3 separate regions of the Homo sapiens genome follow, and regions 2 and 3 are each linked to region 1. A link is a loop called in an ENCODE intact Hi-C map of the cell type or tissue named here. Cell type or tissue: heart right ventricle. All regions are shown on one strand. Each heading gives the region's core, and the rest is flanking DNA. Links, peaks and the distances in the headings are about the cores only. Region 1 overlaps LAMC1 (laminin subunit gamma 1). Region 2 overlaps DHX9 (DExH-box helicase 9). Region 3 overlaps DHX9 (DExH-box helicase 9).

Region 1 (2,500 bases), core at 1-2,500:
AAAAAATTTTTACATTATCAAATAATTGAGTAACCTTCCAAGCAGGACCACCATATATAGTTAGGCAAGAGTTTGTAGAATGTCACCTCTGCACATACATTTGGTAGCCAAGTTCCAAGTTGGTTTTTTCCAAACCTGTATTCATCTTCATTGGTCTTACCTTTGACTTCTCATCTTTTTTTTTTTTTCCCACATTCCTTAGAAAATTTAGACCCCAACACCGAGCATGATGCTGAAATATGAATTGGTCAATTTACTTAATGGTTTTTATATATTAATAAAACCTCATGATACATGAGAGTTTTAATAATAACAGACTTATATTTATCTTTTGATTTGTTAGGACCTGAGTATGAGATTTAAGTTGAATGAGCATATTAATAAAGAATAATTTGAAGAACTATTCAAAAACAGAGATCAGTTTGAAAGAAATTACACTGATATGCTGGCACATGGGGGTGGCAAAAGAGTCTATTTAGTTTAAAATACAAAATGAGTTTAATTTGTCATACTTCAACTTATGTTTTAAACCTAGTTTTTTCTGGGTTTTGAAAAATGTTCGGCTTTTAGGGCTGGCAGCATTTTTAACAACATTGTAGATTTATGACTAAATTGCATGTGCTGGTATTAAAGTCAGTCATTCTCACCTTCATTAAACATTCCTTGGGTGTCTTCTCTTTGCCAACCACTGCATAAGACCAGCGATATAGTGGTGAGTAAGAAAGAGTTCGTAGTCAAGTGGACAGATGGACGCACGGTTGGAGGTGTGATGAGTGCACAGTGAAGGACCTACTGGGTGTGGTAAAGGCTGTCCAGCTATGGCAGGGGCTTTGTGGAAACCTGGCAGAAAGTTGCGATGTTTAGAAGAGTAGAGATACATAGGGCCTCAGATTTCATGTGAGATGATATGATCCTCTTCAGATAATTTACAGACTTTCTTCTGCAAACCATTTTAGATGTTGACCAGAATTTGATGGATCGCCTACAGAGAGTGAATAACACTCTGTCCAGCCAAATTAGCCGTTTACAGAATATCCGGAATACCATTGAAGAGACTGGAAACTTGGCTGAACAAGCGCGTGCCCATGTAGAGAACACAGAGCGGTTGATTGAAATCGCATCCAGAGAACTTGAGAAAGCAAAAGTCGCTGCTGCCAATGTGGTAAGTGATTGCAAACGTCTGAGGTGGGGATGGGGGAGGCCCCTGGGGTTTGTAGCAAGTCTGTTACTGGCAGTGGAGTGCTTCTTCAACTAAATTGACTCCATGCATCTTTTTATTTGTCCCTAAATATGGGGCAGAAAAGCCACATTGCTCATAGTTGGCATGAAACAGTTATTAAAAACTGGATAAAAACCAAGGGACATCTGGGTTATTTCTCTAGCTTTGTTCCTTCTATGGAACTAGGCAGTTTAATCTTCCTTTATCCTTTACTGAAAATAGAATCTGCAATCAAGGGTGCTGATATTAAATAAAGATCTCTGAAAATAAGAAGAGGTATTCTTGGGGCCAGGCGCGGTGGCTCACGCCTGTAATCCCAGCACTTTGGGAGGCCGAGGCGGGTGGATCACCTGAGGTCGAGAGTTCGAGACCAGCTTGACCAACATGGAGAAACCCCGTCTCTACTAAAAATACAAAATTAGCCGGGTATGGTGGTGCATGCCTGTAATCCCGGCTACTTGGGAGGCTAAGGCAGGAGAACCACTTGAACCCAGGAAGCAGAGGTTGCGGTGAACTGAAATTGTGCCATTGCCCTTCTGCCTGGGCAACAAGAGTGAAACTATCTCAAAAAAAAAAAAAAAAAAGGTAGAGGCATTCTTTTTGCCCTCTAACAAAAATTTAGTTTTGACTCTTGCTTTATTAAATGTAAATAATTCAGTCCTTTGAGAATAAGTGCTTTATTTCCTGTGCAGTCAGTCACTCAGCCAGAATCTACAGGGGACCCAAACAACATGACTCTTTTGGCAGAAGAGGCTCGAAAGCTTGCTGAACGGTAACTTCTAGATCCCTGTTTAATGGTTAAGTTGTGGCTTCTGTTATGGGGTGTGTGTGTGTGTGTGTGTGTGTGTGTGTGTATTGTCTTATCCCATAACCCATAAACACTTTCTACATAACCCACTTTTGCACACTTTGCTCTCTTTTCTAAGATATTATCAGCTGTGTATACTCTTTTCTTCCTTTTACTTTGACATTAGAATATTCACTTTGAATATTAGAATACAATGGTTTGAAGACAAATCATATTTATATTTCTCAAAACCATAATATTTTTAGATTTTTAACTTATTTAAGACTGTAGTAACTGAATGAAACTAGCAGATTGTTGTTAATAAAGATTAGGCATGGGATTTGTTTTTAACTAGGTAAATGATTTCTTGCTGGCATACACAATTTTATATGTACATTACTCTCAAATAATTAAATTTAAAAGTAGTTTTTCTGAAGAATTATAAACATTTTCTCTTATAAATGTATACCAATAATTTTTTTGGAAAATATTCT
Region 2 (6,494 bases), core at 2,229-4,728, 270 kb before region 1:
GGGTGAATTACTTATAACTCATATTGCATCTACATTCTGTGGCTTGCATGTTTTTGTCCTAGCGTTTGTCCCAAAATCAGTCTCATACCTCTTACCTGTAACAAGTCTTCAAAATTTTAAAAACCTATATTGTGTCCTAGTATGTACTTAGTTTGAAAGTCTCAACTAAACATTTATAGTTCAGCCATGAAGGTACAGTAAGTCTAAGATTTAAACACACTCAAATTCATCAGCACCTACCTGTAATATGAAAAGTAGGCCTGAGCATGCTGATTGGTTATTACAGAATACAGTTTTTTATTATTTTTGTTTTTAATATACTGTACTTCTTTTGGCACAGTCTGAGATAGCATTAGTTATTTTTGTAGTACTACCACTGTTGAATCATTTTTCCATTATCTTGCACTTGTAGCCATCTATAGGAAACCACATGAAGTCATCAGTTAAGTATTAGAAAGTTTTTTTATGTTCCTGATTTTAAGTGTATTATCTCAGTTCACAGAGCACAAGTTTAGAGTTATGGACTGGCGTATAACAGAATGAGTAGCTCAAACCATGACATCAGCCTTAGTGTAAATTCTCAACCAAACTCACTGAATTTTATCCTTCGGTCTATCCATACTCAAGCCACTTAAAACCTGTGGGCTGTATGCAGAAAATTTTAAGTAGGAAATAGTTGTCTTCTACCTTTAAAGTTATTTGAAAGAGATGAATTGTAATTGTAGGATGTAAATCAAGCATATTAATGTAATTTTATCAATCCTGTACTTACCCCATAGTACCATCATTTCAGGATAAGAACGGTTCTTTGTATAAAATAAATTCAGAACCTTAGAAGATAGAGATAGTGGAGCCTGATACATTTTGTAGTATCTAGTGCATTAGGAATCTTGACATTTTGTGGCAGCTTAGTCATGTTACTGTGTATATAACGCTTAGATGTGAAAAAGCAAAGTTGGGACCTTTTAGAACTTCAGTTTTGAAAGATGGAAGAAATTGCTGTAGTTCTGAGTAAATGGCAAGAGGTGTACATTAAAGGTATGGATTCTAGAATACTACAAAATAACAGTTTGGGAGAGATCTCCAACCTCTTATGGTATAGAAAGTGTTAGTTACCCAGTACCTGGTACATAGTAATTTCAGTGACTGCTTAGTACATATTATTAGAGCTACTTCAGTTAAAGCAGACAGAAGTGTGGGGAAGAGGTTAGCACTTGAAATTACCTACTACTATGGCTGGACTCCAGGCAAGAGTAGTAAAATTCTAAAGAGAAAATGAGATAAGCAGATGTATGCAATGAAAATTAAAAGCACATATCTGGAGGACAGTTGGAACTATTCTTCCAGCTTTCTGTTGGAAAAATATTATCCTTTGCTTTCATCACTGGTACTTTCTAACTAGTCTCACTTTTGTCGGTTATTGTTTTATTTTTAACATATTTAGTAATCCAAGTGTAACATAGTTAAAATAATAAAAAGTAAAATAATTGGAGAAAGGATTATATTGGGAGTAAAGGAAATTTGAAGTCTTAAGTCATTTATGTGTCCTTAGGCAAAATAACCTTTTTGAACTTGTGTTTTTAATCTACTAGAATGCAGCAGGAAAAGATTTTACTAGTATTCTGAAGCATAAATAAGGCATATTTGCTGCCATGGTTTTTACTGTTATATTACACAAATACGATTTCTAGATGTCTCTGTGTTCTTGGTTCTTATTTATATTTGAGTAATATAGAATATGTATATATTCCTTATAATAGAAGTGGCCGTGCAGGTATAGATAGAACTTGTTTTACCTATGAGCCTTGCCTTGTATTTATTCACTGTGGCAGAATATATAAAATAATTATTGAAGCACAGAAGATCAAGGGAAAAGTGATAGATTATTTAAGGGATAAGTAGAGCATCTTCATACGCTGTACAGTGGCATGCAGTCTGAGAAAGGTTTAAATAGTCATTGATACGCTCACGTTAGGCATTGTTTTCCCACACAAAATGCCTGTCCTGTGAATATTTCTAGTGAGCTAAGAATTAAGAATTAGAAGATTTTTTTTTTTTACTGCTTTTGGTGTACTACAAGAGTAATACATACACCTTGGGGAAATTTTAAGAATAGAATAATTTTTTAAAAATCCAAAACCCAGGCCAGGCTTGGTGGCTCACGCCTGTAATTACAGCACTTTGAGAGTTCAAGACAGGTGGATTATTTGAGTGCAGGAGTTAAAGACCAGCCTGGGCAACATGGCGAAACTCCATCTCTACAAAAATTAATTAGGCGTGATGGCACCCCAGGGTAGTCCCAGGTACTTTGGAGGCTGAGGTGGGAGGATCGCTTGAACCTGAGAGGAATTTCTTGTTTCTTGAGAGACAGGGTCTTACTCTGTTGGGATTACAGGGACACACCATCATTGCTCACTGCAACCTCAAACTCCTGGGCTGAGCAACCCGCCAGCCTCAGACTCCTGAGTAGCTGGGACTAGAGGCCTCTATCACCTGACCTAACTGATGTTTATTTTTGTAGAGATGGTGTCTCACTGTGTTGCCCAGGCTGGTCTTGAACTCGTTGCCTCCAGCATTCCTCCTGCCTTGGCCTCCCAAAATGTTGGAATTCACTGGCTAGCTACCATACCGGGCTTAAAGATTTTTTCTGATATTTTGATATGTGTGCTGGGATGAACATACTTGTATACGCCTTTGATCAATTGGATTAAATTCCTAGACATAGAATTGTTGGGTCAGAGGGTATGCATATTTTAACTTTCGTGCATTTTGCCACACTCCCCTGAAGAAAAATGACAGATTTCTAGTCAAATCAACTAGGGATGAAAAACACTTGTATTTTAAATGTTTTTTGTTTAAGTCAAGGGCTATTGAGGAAACTGGAAGTTGGTAAATCAGAGAAGCATATAAAATATGGGAAAGAGATTGCGGGGTCATTTATTTCTTTGCTGTTGAAATAGTTGTCATGATATTAATGTTCTAGTCGTACTTAGAGAAATTCAGCAAAAAAGTGCTTCTGATCATGGTTTCTTAGCACCTCCTGTATTAGTATTTAAAACCTCTATCATGTCTTCCTTGGGATTTAAGACGTTTGTGTTTTATGGGTAGTTAAGAACTAAAATAGATAACTGCTTGAGAAACTGACCATCTCCTGCGCATATTCAGTTTAGGAGTGATCTGGAAACCACAAGGATCGTAGACTTGAAAATAACCCCAAGGTGACAAAGCAATCTCTGAGTACCAGTAGCATGTGAACACACCTCAGAAGAGTCAAATATCCTAATATTTTAAGTCTTTCTAGAAGCCAGCTGTTAGTAGAAGTGTTAGAAAAGAAAAAAAGAAAAACTATAGGGAAGACAGTAGTAGAAAAGGGGGACGATAGGTTGTAGAATACAAGCAACTTTTGGAAAGGACGCAGAAAACTTGGTGGTTACATTTTGTACCTTTAGTGAAATAACATTTTCACATTCCTTAACTCAAGTATGTAGAATTCTCTTGATGGACAGATACAGAGCTCATACTTTCATGTAACGCTATTTTTCAGGGTAACTGAGGTGCAGAGCACTGTGTCTGTATCTCATTTTATTCTCACTAATTAAATCTCTGGATGAAAGTGCGTGTATATATAATGTGTTGATATTTAAACAGCTGATCTGACTTACAGGAGTTGAACCTTCAGAACTTTGGTAATTTCTATGAAATACAGAGAAATTCAAGAAAATGGTGACATAGGTGGAAAAATCCTTATCCATTGCTAAATAAGATTATTAAAAGGATTGTTTAGTAAAAAGAAGATAGTGATCAGTAAGAGCTACCAAAATTCTACACAGTATGTTTAACAAAGTAGCTTTCAATCTTTTATCTTTATGGGCAGGATAAATATGAGCCAGGTGATAGTATACACAAGCAAGGAACTGAAATCTAGCCTGTCATCAGGAACTTATAGACAGAATCAAATCCAAGGCACCTTAAAAGCATGCAGTATATAAATCTTCGTGTACCTCTGTAGCTATACATTAGGCATGTCCTCATAGTATCCACCAAGTAAAGATCGTTTTTGTACTTAGAAGACATGGAACACTTCAGAAGAGTTTTCATAAAAAGATCCAACACTTAAACATTAATCTATAGCATTCCCCTTAGAGTTTTGCAGATTGATTGTTGGAAATAGCAATACACACAGTTTTTCCTGCTATGTGAGCTCATCAAAAACAGTGATTTCAGTTTCCTTTCTCTGGCACCTGATGCAAAAGTGCATTGAATGTTTGATTACTGAATTAATAAGTGAGCAGAAAGGTGGTCACAGTACATATGGCAAAGAAGGCAGTTGTTCACCTTCCTGATTCCCATAGGTCTCAGTTAAATAATTTTCTAAAACTGTTTTTAGTGTGGCGATCGGTTACAAAAACAAACCCCCCTACGTATGCTGTGCCCTGTTTCCTACTGGAAAATCACTTTGCATACTATTTTAAGAGTTGGCGGCAATGACAAATTATAGAATCATTTTATATGCAAAATGAAAAACATTTTTTAAGTGTCTGCCGTAGAACCAAATAGTATTTTTTGTACATTTATTGTTTCTGTTAATTATTCAACTAGCAGTAGGACAGATTTACTACAATAATCCAAAAATGCTAATAAACAAGTATATCTAACTTTGTAGTTGTTAAGTCACTTTTCTTTTTTTCTGTCTCAGCCCAGAAGAATCAGTGCGGTTTCTGTGGCAGAGCGAGTTGCATTTGAAAGAGGAGAAGAGCCTGGAAAAAGCTGTGGCTACAGCGTTCGATTTGAGTCTATACTTCCTCGTCCTCATGCCAGTATAATGTTTTGTACTGTAGGTCAGTAATGTATTTTGATTTTTCATTTGGGGTTTATATTGTGGTTGTGAAGAAAACTTGATAGCAGAACAGAATGACTGGAAAGAAATAATGAGCCAGTCTCAGATTTCTTGTTTAAATAAAACTTTTGGCAGTTTTTTCCTTCATGGAAAGTATGATATACCCATTAGATCTTGTAGCTTAGAGAAAATGAAATCATAAAATCAGTGAAAAAAACTATATTTCATAGTACACTATCACTTTTTAATAGTTTAAATGTACATGTGATTATTTTCTAAAATGATGCTGGGGTCTCTTAGTTGAAATATAGATAATTGTCCATAGATTTACTACTTTGAACTTTTCTATAGTTTATTGATTGTTTTTCTTTTCAAGGTGTGCTCCTGAGAAAATTAGAAGCAGGCATTCGAGGAATCAGTCATGTAATTGTAGATGAAATACATGAAAGAGATATTAATGTAAGTAACTTGAGAGGTACAGTAAGGTACTTAATTCTGCTATTTCTAAGAGAAATCAGTAGAATGTCTTTGTTTTCCCTTTCCCCCGTTTTTATCATTATCAAAACCATGAACTTCAGTCACTAAGATGTTGAAAATCTTTTTTTAGTGAGATTATTCAATCTTTTTTTTCTTTATTGTTAAACTTTACAGAAAGCCTTTTGGAGGTGAAGACCTATGTTGTAAAGTATAACTGCAGTAATCAGTATTAGCTGGCATAATTCAGCAATTGAACTAATGGTTTATGACTAAATAGCTGATGGAATTTTTATGATTCGTTTTTCTTTGATTTGGAAGTTTATGATAGATTTTATAATCGTTTTTTGTTTTGTTTTTTTGAGACAGAGTCTTGCTCTGTCACCCAGGCTGGAGTGCAGTGGCGCGATCTCAGCTCACAGCAACCTCCGCCTCCCGCTTTCAAGCAATTCTCCTGCCTCAGCCTCCTGAGTAGCTGGGACTGCAGGTGCCCACCACCATGCCCGACTGATTTTTGTATTTTCAGTAAAGACTGGGTTTCATCATGATGGTCAGGCTGGTGTCGAACTCCTGACCTCAGGTGATCCACCTGCCTTAGCCTCCCAAAATGCTGGGATTACAGGCATGAGCCATTGTGCCCAACCTATAATGTTTATAATTAAGAGTCCTTTTAGATGTTTTCAGCTCTGATCTTTTCAGATGTTAATGAGAATCATGCCAAAAATTAGGAAGAAACTAGAATTTATTTCCAACCCCTCCCTCTTTTGGTCCTTGACAAAAAAACTGTGTAAAATCAACTTGCTATGCAATTAAATGATATGAAATGATATCCAAGCTAAGTAGTATAGTGACTTTCAAAGGTTTCAGTGCATGGGCAGCATGCTTATTTAAACTGTCAACCATAACTCAAAGCATTTCTAGTTTTTATTTTTTTCTTTTTTCTTCTCCCATCCCCCATCCTGAAGTTACCCAGGGGTTACCAGCCATAAGTTCAGTCAATCATTAGCAAACACAAGACATCACTTCAGAGTTTCTAAGTGTTTTAGGAGTTGTATGCCAGGAAAGGGGGTCAAAGACCAAAATATATATTTCATAATATCATAAGTCATAAAATTGAATAGTACTCAGCAACAAAAAGAAAGTACTGATTCATCCATCAGTATGGATAAACTTTAAAACATTA
Region 3 (6,494 bases), core at 2,224-4,723, 260 kb before region 1:
CTTTATATCTGTTTATTTAATAAAAAGTGACACTAAAAATGTTGGAGAGTATGTGGATCAGCAGGATCCCTTATCCACTGCTTATGGGGATATATAAATAATGGTACCACTTAGAAAAATAGTTAAGCATTACCTTCCGAAGTTCAGCAGTTACATACCCTATAGCTTGGCAATTCCATACCCATGTTTAACCTACAGAAACTTGGATATGTTTAGCACTCCTGTTTAGACTTGAACAAGAATGCTCATAGTAGCAAATGTTCACATTAGTAAATCTTGAAAAGAAGCCAGATATGTGTAAGAGTAAGTGAATTAACTGATATATTCATACACTGGGACAGTAAACTGTCATCAGAAAGGATGAGTATAGTAATGTGTGGATGAATCTTAGCAATGCTGTTGTATATAAAAAAGGAAATCCCAAGACAACATAAAATATGCATTCCCATAAAGTAAGTAAAATTTAAAAATATAGTCGGCCGAGGCGGGTGGATCACTTGAGGCCAGGAGTTTGAGACCAGCCTGGCCAACATGGCTCGGCTCACTGCAGCCTCTCCTTCCTGGGTTCAAGTGATTATCCTGCCTCAGTCTCCTGAGTACCTGGGATTACAGGCATGTGCCACCACACTGGGCTAATTTTGTATTTTTAGTCGAGACAGGATTTCTCCATGTTGGTCAGGCTGGTCTCGAACTCCCGACCTCAGATTATCTGCCCGCCTTGACCTCCAAAAATACTGGGATTACAGGTGTGAGCCACTGGGCCTGGCCAATAGCACTCATTTCTAATCACAACTATTAGGCTACAACTGTTCTCAAAAATTGTTATTGTTATCTTAAAAATTGATAAAAGATCCATTGTGGTCCTTTATCTTGGCACTTCTGTGAGTCATCTAAGAAACTGAATTTAATTGATGTCTTATGGCTGTATAACTCTTTTAGGCATAGCTTGTTATATAAACTTAATGTAATTTCAAAAATTTTGTGTTTGTTTTTTAATAGACTGACTTCCTTTTGGTAGTACTGCGTGATGTTGTTCAGGCTTATCCTGAAGTTCGCATTGTTCTTATGTCTGCTACTATTGATACCAGCATGTTTTGTGAATATTTCTTCAATTGCCCCATCATTGAAGTTTATGGGAGGACTTACCCAGTTCAAGGTAATATTGTGGGGGTGGTATAGGAACATCTTTTGTGCAATAGGGTTTGTATTTTCTTAATCCTGGAGATTGGAGTTACAATTTAAAGAATACTTAAAATACAGGACAAATTATAGTATCAAATGTATCATAGCATTTTTGAGGAGTTTCTCTTCTGTTATTTTATACAGTAGTGAGTACAGTCTGAGAAGTGAGACCAGGTTTCATTTACTACTTGAGTAGTTTGCATATGCAGTAAGTTTCCAGGCCTTTACTTATAAAGCCAAACTTTTAAAAATTATAAAGTATAGTCAAAGGGAAATCACTGTGGTGTATAGGTAATTATGGGAATTACTGTTAAAAGTTTAAGCAGCCAGGATCAAATTAAGAATCCTTTTTAGAGCCTGAGCAACTAGATTTTGAATTAAGATTAAAGGAAGTGTATCAAGGTTATGTATTTCTGATAAGTGAGAGTTCTTTAGTATCTTTTTGTTTTTCTAAGACAAGGTCTCACTCTGTCACCCAGACTGGAGTGTAGTGGTGCACTCACTTGGCTCACTGCAACCTCTGGCTCCCAGGCTCAACCAGTCCTCCCATCTCAGCTTCCTGAGTACCTGGGACTACAGGCGCACAACACCACGCCTGGCTAATTTTTGTATATTTTGTAGAGACAAGGTCTCACCCTGTTGCCCAAGCTGCTCTCAAACTCATGGACTCAAGCAGTCAGCCTGCCTCAGCCTCCCAAAGTGCTGGGATTACAGTCTAGAGCCACTGCGCCCAGCCTTCTTTACTGTCTTTAGGAGTTGTTACCACAGTTTTCTAGGATAGTCATCTGGTAGCTGTGGGGGAAAAAAAAGAATTATGGTACATTCTAATTGAGGGCATGAAAATAAGAGAGAAACAGTGTAGACAGATACGAAGTGATGTTATGGCTATGCCAGCATGCTAAGCCAGTATAATTCACTGGGGTACAGGTTAATTCTGAAACTGCTGTACATGTGTACTGGAAATGCCATACAAGTAAATGGATGGCAAGTGGTGGGAGCTCAGTTTCTTACTACTAGGAAGAGAAGTTAAGGATAAGTGGGATTGCTAGAACAAACCGTATGTTACTGGATTATACTCAAAGAGATCAGTACGAACGTGTGTTTAGCTAAATGGAGGTACAAATGGATAGGTATAGAAATAATTATAGATAGGTGTGGATACATGTGTTAGTATACATATTTTTTTCTAGCTCTGTGCTGAGTGGGAGTAGAAGCAGTGACACCCAGTAGATAGGGATATGCCCCACATTCAGATTTTGTTTTTAATGCCATTCTCCAACTAAAGGAGCCAGATATTCCTGGAGAAATGGCTGCTTCTAGGATGAAACAATATACAAAAATGAGCCTGGAACATCTTGTCCCTTAAAGTAAGGAGGTGCCTAAAAGAAGCCCATAACGATGGGGATAAAGGGACACAGGAGCCAACCTGAAAGAGTTCCCAATGGCCAAAGCTGGAACAGTTTGAGGAAAAAAAATAACATGGTATTAGATTACCAAAATACAAAATATTTGTGTGTCTATACTGATATGTAAATAAGTGGTTTAATAAAAAGAATAGTGACAAGTGCCTCTTACAAAAGAATTTCAAATAATTTATGTAAATGGTCTCCCCATTTTTCAAACAAGTGGGCCTACACTACCTAACCCCTGAGTGGGCTGTGTTTAATAACTTCTGAAGACTACAGTGTGGGAAGAAGGGAAAATGAGTAACTTTACAGTGGAGAAATTTGGCAGGCACTACCACAGGTGATCAAGTTTTAACATCATGAGGAGTAAGTCATATTGATAGGATATGCCCTTAATATGATGTGATGAGACTGGCACTTTGGGAGTTTTTGGATATAGAGGGTGTTTTGATTATAAAGACATTCTGGGGCCATCTGAGAATCTTGGGCATAATTGATCAACAGATCTTCCAGTCCTTGCATTGAGATCCTTCTTCAGATTGACCAGAAGCCATTTTGTGTGTGCATACTGATAGAGGAAGGATGGACTGTGGTATATTGTATTGAAGTTACTTCTTTCCATGTATAACTCCCACACAATGGAAGTGTATAGATAAATGTTTGATTGAATGTTATACACAGAGGATACCCCAACTGGCTCTGGGAACATGTATAAAAGACACCTCACCCTCCTTCAAGGTCTAAGAGAGGGAAACACTGAGTTTGATTAGGAAAATAAGGTTATTGCTACTGGAACTTTTTGGCATTTGTGAAGAATCAGACTAGAGGGGTATTAAAGTAGTTTTGAACTATGAATTAGCAAATGAATTTAGGTCTGCTCCATTGTGAAAGTTGATAGTACTTAACCTGACTGGATTGTCCCTGGCAGAATATTTTCTGGAAGACTGCATTCAGATGACCCACTTTGTTCCTCCACCAAAAGACAAAAAGAAGAAGGATAAGGATGATGATGGTGGTGAGGATGATGATGTAAGTGAATTTCATGAAGAATTTCCATTATGGGCAAATTGTCAATGCAGAGAAAAAAATGAGTTAATGTAACATGCAATGTATTAGCATTACAGCAAACTTTCTTAAAAACTGACTGTAATGTCTGCCTTTGGATTAATTGATGTATTTTACTGCAAAAAAATTCCAGGTTCAGTGACAAGCTGTTTTCTATCACAAGTTAAATTATCTCTGGCGTAAAGATCAAAGGAAAAAGAAGAAAGAATGCGATGTTTAAAGGCCAGGCATGGTTAGGGACAATGCTGTTGTATAAGGTTTTGCTACTCAAAGTTTTTCAGTAGGCTGCAGCATCTGGGAAACTGGTAGAAAGACAGAATGCTGTGCCCCACCCTAGATCTACTGAGTCAGAATCTACAGTTTAACAAGATCCTCAGGTGATCTGTATATACAATAAAGTTTAAGAAACAGCAGCTATAGCTTTAGCTACAGGAGACCGGTGATGACATTATCAGGTGGACAGAGTATTAAATCAGGGAGCAATGAGGGATTTCCTAGGAGAAACAGGAAAGAAAAGACTTTGTAGTGCTTGAGAGTTGGACGACGATAGTATAGAAATGGATTATCTGGAAATACAGACTGAGACAGCCAGCAATGCAGAATTTGCTAGAAAACCTAAGATTATATCTTTTTAATCAAAAGATCTGAAGATGTAAATGAACAGCAGATTAGAAAATTTAGAAAAAGACCAATTGCAACAACTGTTTCTCAACTTGCTTTATCATTGATTCAAATGTAAACTTTTTGGAAAATACATTATTTCAATAATACAAAGAAATATACTCAGAAGGCTCCATGAGAGTTTTGAGTCAAATTTAAGTTTGTGTTTGAATTTTAGTCCTATCCTGTGAGAAATACTAATTAGTGGAAAAGTTCAGTATATTGATGTAAGCTCTACATTTTTGGAAATTAAATTTCTTCTGTATTCTATAGTGTGTGACTAGTCAACTAGAATAAATAATGACATTACAAGTAATTAGAGTCACTAGAAGAAATCTAGAAGACTTACCTCATGAGTAACTGAGACAATCCAAAAATATGTCTCCCTGTTTTTTACAGGCAAATTGCAACTTGATCTGTGGTGATGAATATGGTCCAGAAACAAGGTTGAGCATGTCTCAATTGAACGAAAAGGAAACTCCTTTTGAACTCATCGAGGCTCTACTTAAGTACATTGAAACCCTTAATGTTCCTGGAGCTGTGTTGGTTTTTTTGCCTGGCTGGAATCTGATTTATACTATGCAGAAGCATTTGGAAATGAATCCACATTTTGGTATGAGTCTTTGAATTCTCACATATTTGAGAGTGAAAATGAATGTTTTTGCTAGTGCCTTAGCCAGTATGTGAAAACAAAATTTTGTATTGTTTCTACTTTCGAATAAAAATATGTATAATGGAGAGCTGTTTGAAACCAGCTCCTGTTTTTAGTCCCTGATTGTTCTTTATTGTTATATAGGAAGCCATCGGTATCAGATTCTACCCCTGCATTCTCAGATTCCTCGAGAGGAACAGCGCAAAGTGTTTGATCCAGTACCAGTTGGAGTAACCAAGGTAAATATTAAACATTAGAGTGATGGGATTGGAAGTGACGTAGATACTAAACAAATGTTACAGGCTTTCAAAGAGCTACCCAAAAAATTGTAACCCATCTAAATTGAGGAAGAAAAAAGGAGTCTTCTCTTTCTGAGCTTAGTAGATTGTTGTTCATTAATCAGTTATTGGGTGATCTTTTTAGGACTTCTGTAATTTTCTTGTCATTTGTTACATACATAAGCAAATCAGTCCTTTTAAGTAACTAATAAGAATATTTTCTGGAGTGTAATTTTTCTTTCTTCACAGGTTATTTTGTCCACAAATATTGCTGAAACAAGCATTACCATAAACGATGTTGTTTATGTCATTGACTCCTGCAAGTAAGTTACTGGGAAACCTATTTGTCTGCTCCAGTGTTACTAACTGGAAACTTCTTACCAGTTAACAGAATCAAAAACACCTTATTTTTAAACTCCTGTGTTCTTAAATCTCCAAAATTATTGTGCATCTATATAGCATTATAGGTAATTGATAATTAAGAGTAATTATTGTTGATTACTGCAAATCAGTTACGGTAGAAAGTGACAAAGCTTGAAACTGTAACTGATGATTACTTCTCATTGCTCTTGGCTGCTGGTGTCTCACTTATTTCCCATTGGGTGTTTCCATTGATCACTGCCATACTATAGCATGCTGTTTGATGAATAAAGATGACCAGTGTTTAGCACATGACAAATATCCTACCTTGAAGGACACTCCTTTAAGGATTAAGGGTCTTCATTTTGGTATGAGATGAGCCTGGAAAAATATACCAGGAGACATTCTGTGTAGATACAGGAATTACATGGTAATTGATAAATTGAAAGGACAAAAAAGTTGAAACTTGGTTATATCTGGCCAACTTGTACCCCATGACTTCTCTTTATAATTCCTTAGTCTGTCCTGACAATGAAAACAATTTGCTGCCAACATCCATTTTAGGAAATGATGAATAGCATTCTGTGCCAATCCCAGTCATTTAGTGGCAGCTGTCTCTGTATGTAACATTGAAGGAATCTGAGGTTACTTGGGGGTTCAAATGGACCACACAGGCATCACTAGATACAGATATCCTAAAAGTTACACTAAACTTTGGAATAGAGATGACTTAAATAATTACTTTCTTTTGTGTATGTGCCATATTCCATTTAAATGCTTTGCATTTGTTAATTTATTTAATGTTTACCAAAAAAACTATAAGGTAGATAATGGCATGCAAAGTTTGGCCAAGGCAGTTCAGCTGATAAGTGGCAAGTGGATGTTACATTG

What was found. A loop is a pair of places that touch in the nucleus more often than their neighbours do. Peaks named below come from ENCODE experiments on the same cell type or tissue, not always from the same donor. Only the 100,000 strongest peaks of a DNase experiment are listed, where the experiment ranks them.
Region 2: it touches region 1 in a loop (2.5-fold over the local background); 10 of 110 quality-filtered maps call a loop at or near these places.
Region 3: a loop joins it to region 1, with 3 times the contacts of the local background. A loop is called at or near these places in 18 of 110 quality-filtered maps.

The regions. Positions count from the first base shown.
Region 1 is chr1:183,129,388-183,131,887 of GRCh38, forward strand. It overlaps LAMC1 (laminin subunit gamma 1), which reads left to right. Exons shown (of 28, transcript NM_002293.4): 19 at 957-1,162; 20 at 1,912-1,991. Among named protein-coding and RNA genes, the nearest start is that of LAMC1-AS1, 11 kb to the right of the region's middle. In heart right ventricle, for the core only: no CTCF peak of the experiment used is centred there; a DNase peak (open chromatin) is centred at 1,134.
Region 2 is chr1:182,861,748-182,868,241 of GRCh38, forward strand. It overlaps DHX9 (DExH-box helicase 9), which reads left to right. Exons shown (of 28, transcript NM_001357.5): 13 at 4,697-4,838; 14 at 5,214-5,296. Among named protein-coding and RNA genes, the nearest start is that of DHX9-AS1, 25 kb to the left of the region's middle. In heart right ventricle, for the core only: no CTCF peak of the experiment used is centred there; no DNase peak of the experiment used is centred there.
Region 3 is chr1:182,871,338-182,877,831 of GRCh38, forward strand. DHX9 (DExH-box helicase 9) reads left to right here. Exons shown (of 28, transcript NM_001357.5): 15 at 1,000-1,156; 16 at 3,517-3,617; 17 at 4,713-4,926; 18 at 5,110-5,204; 19 at 5,493-5,566. Among named protein-coding and RNA genes, the nearest start is that of DHX9-AS1, 35 kb to the left of the region's middle. In heart right ventricle, for the core only: no CTCF peak of the experiment used is centred there; no DNase peak of the experiment used is centred there.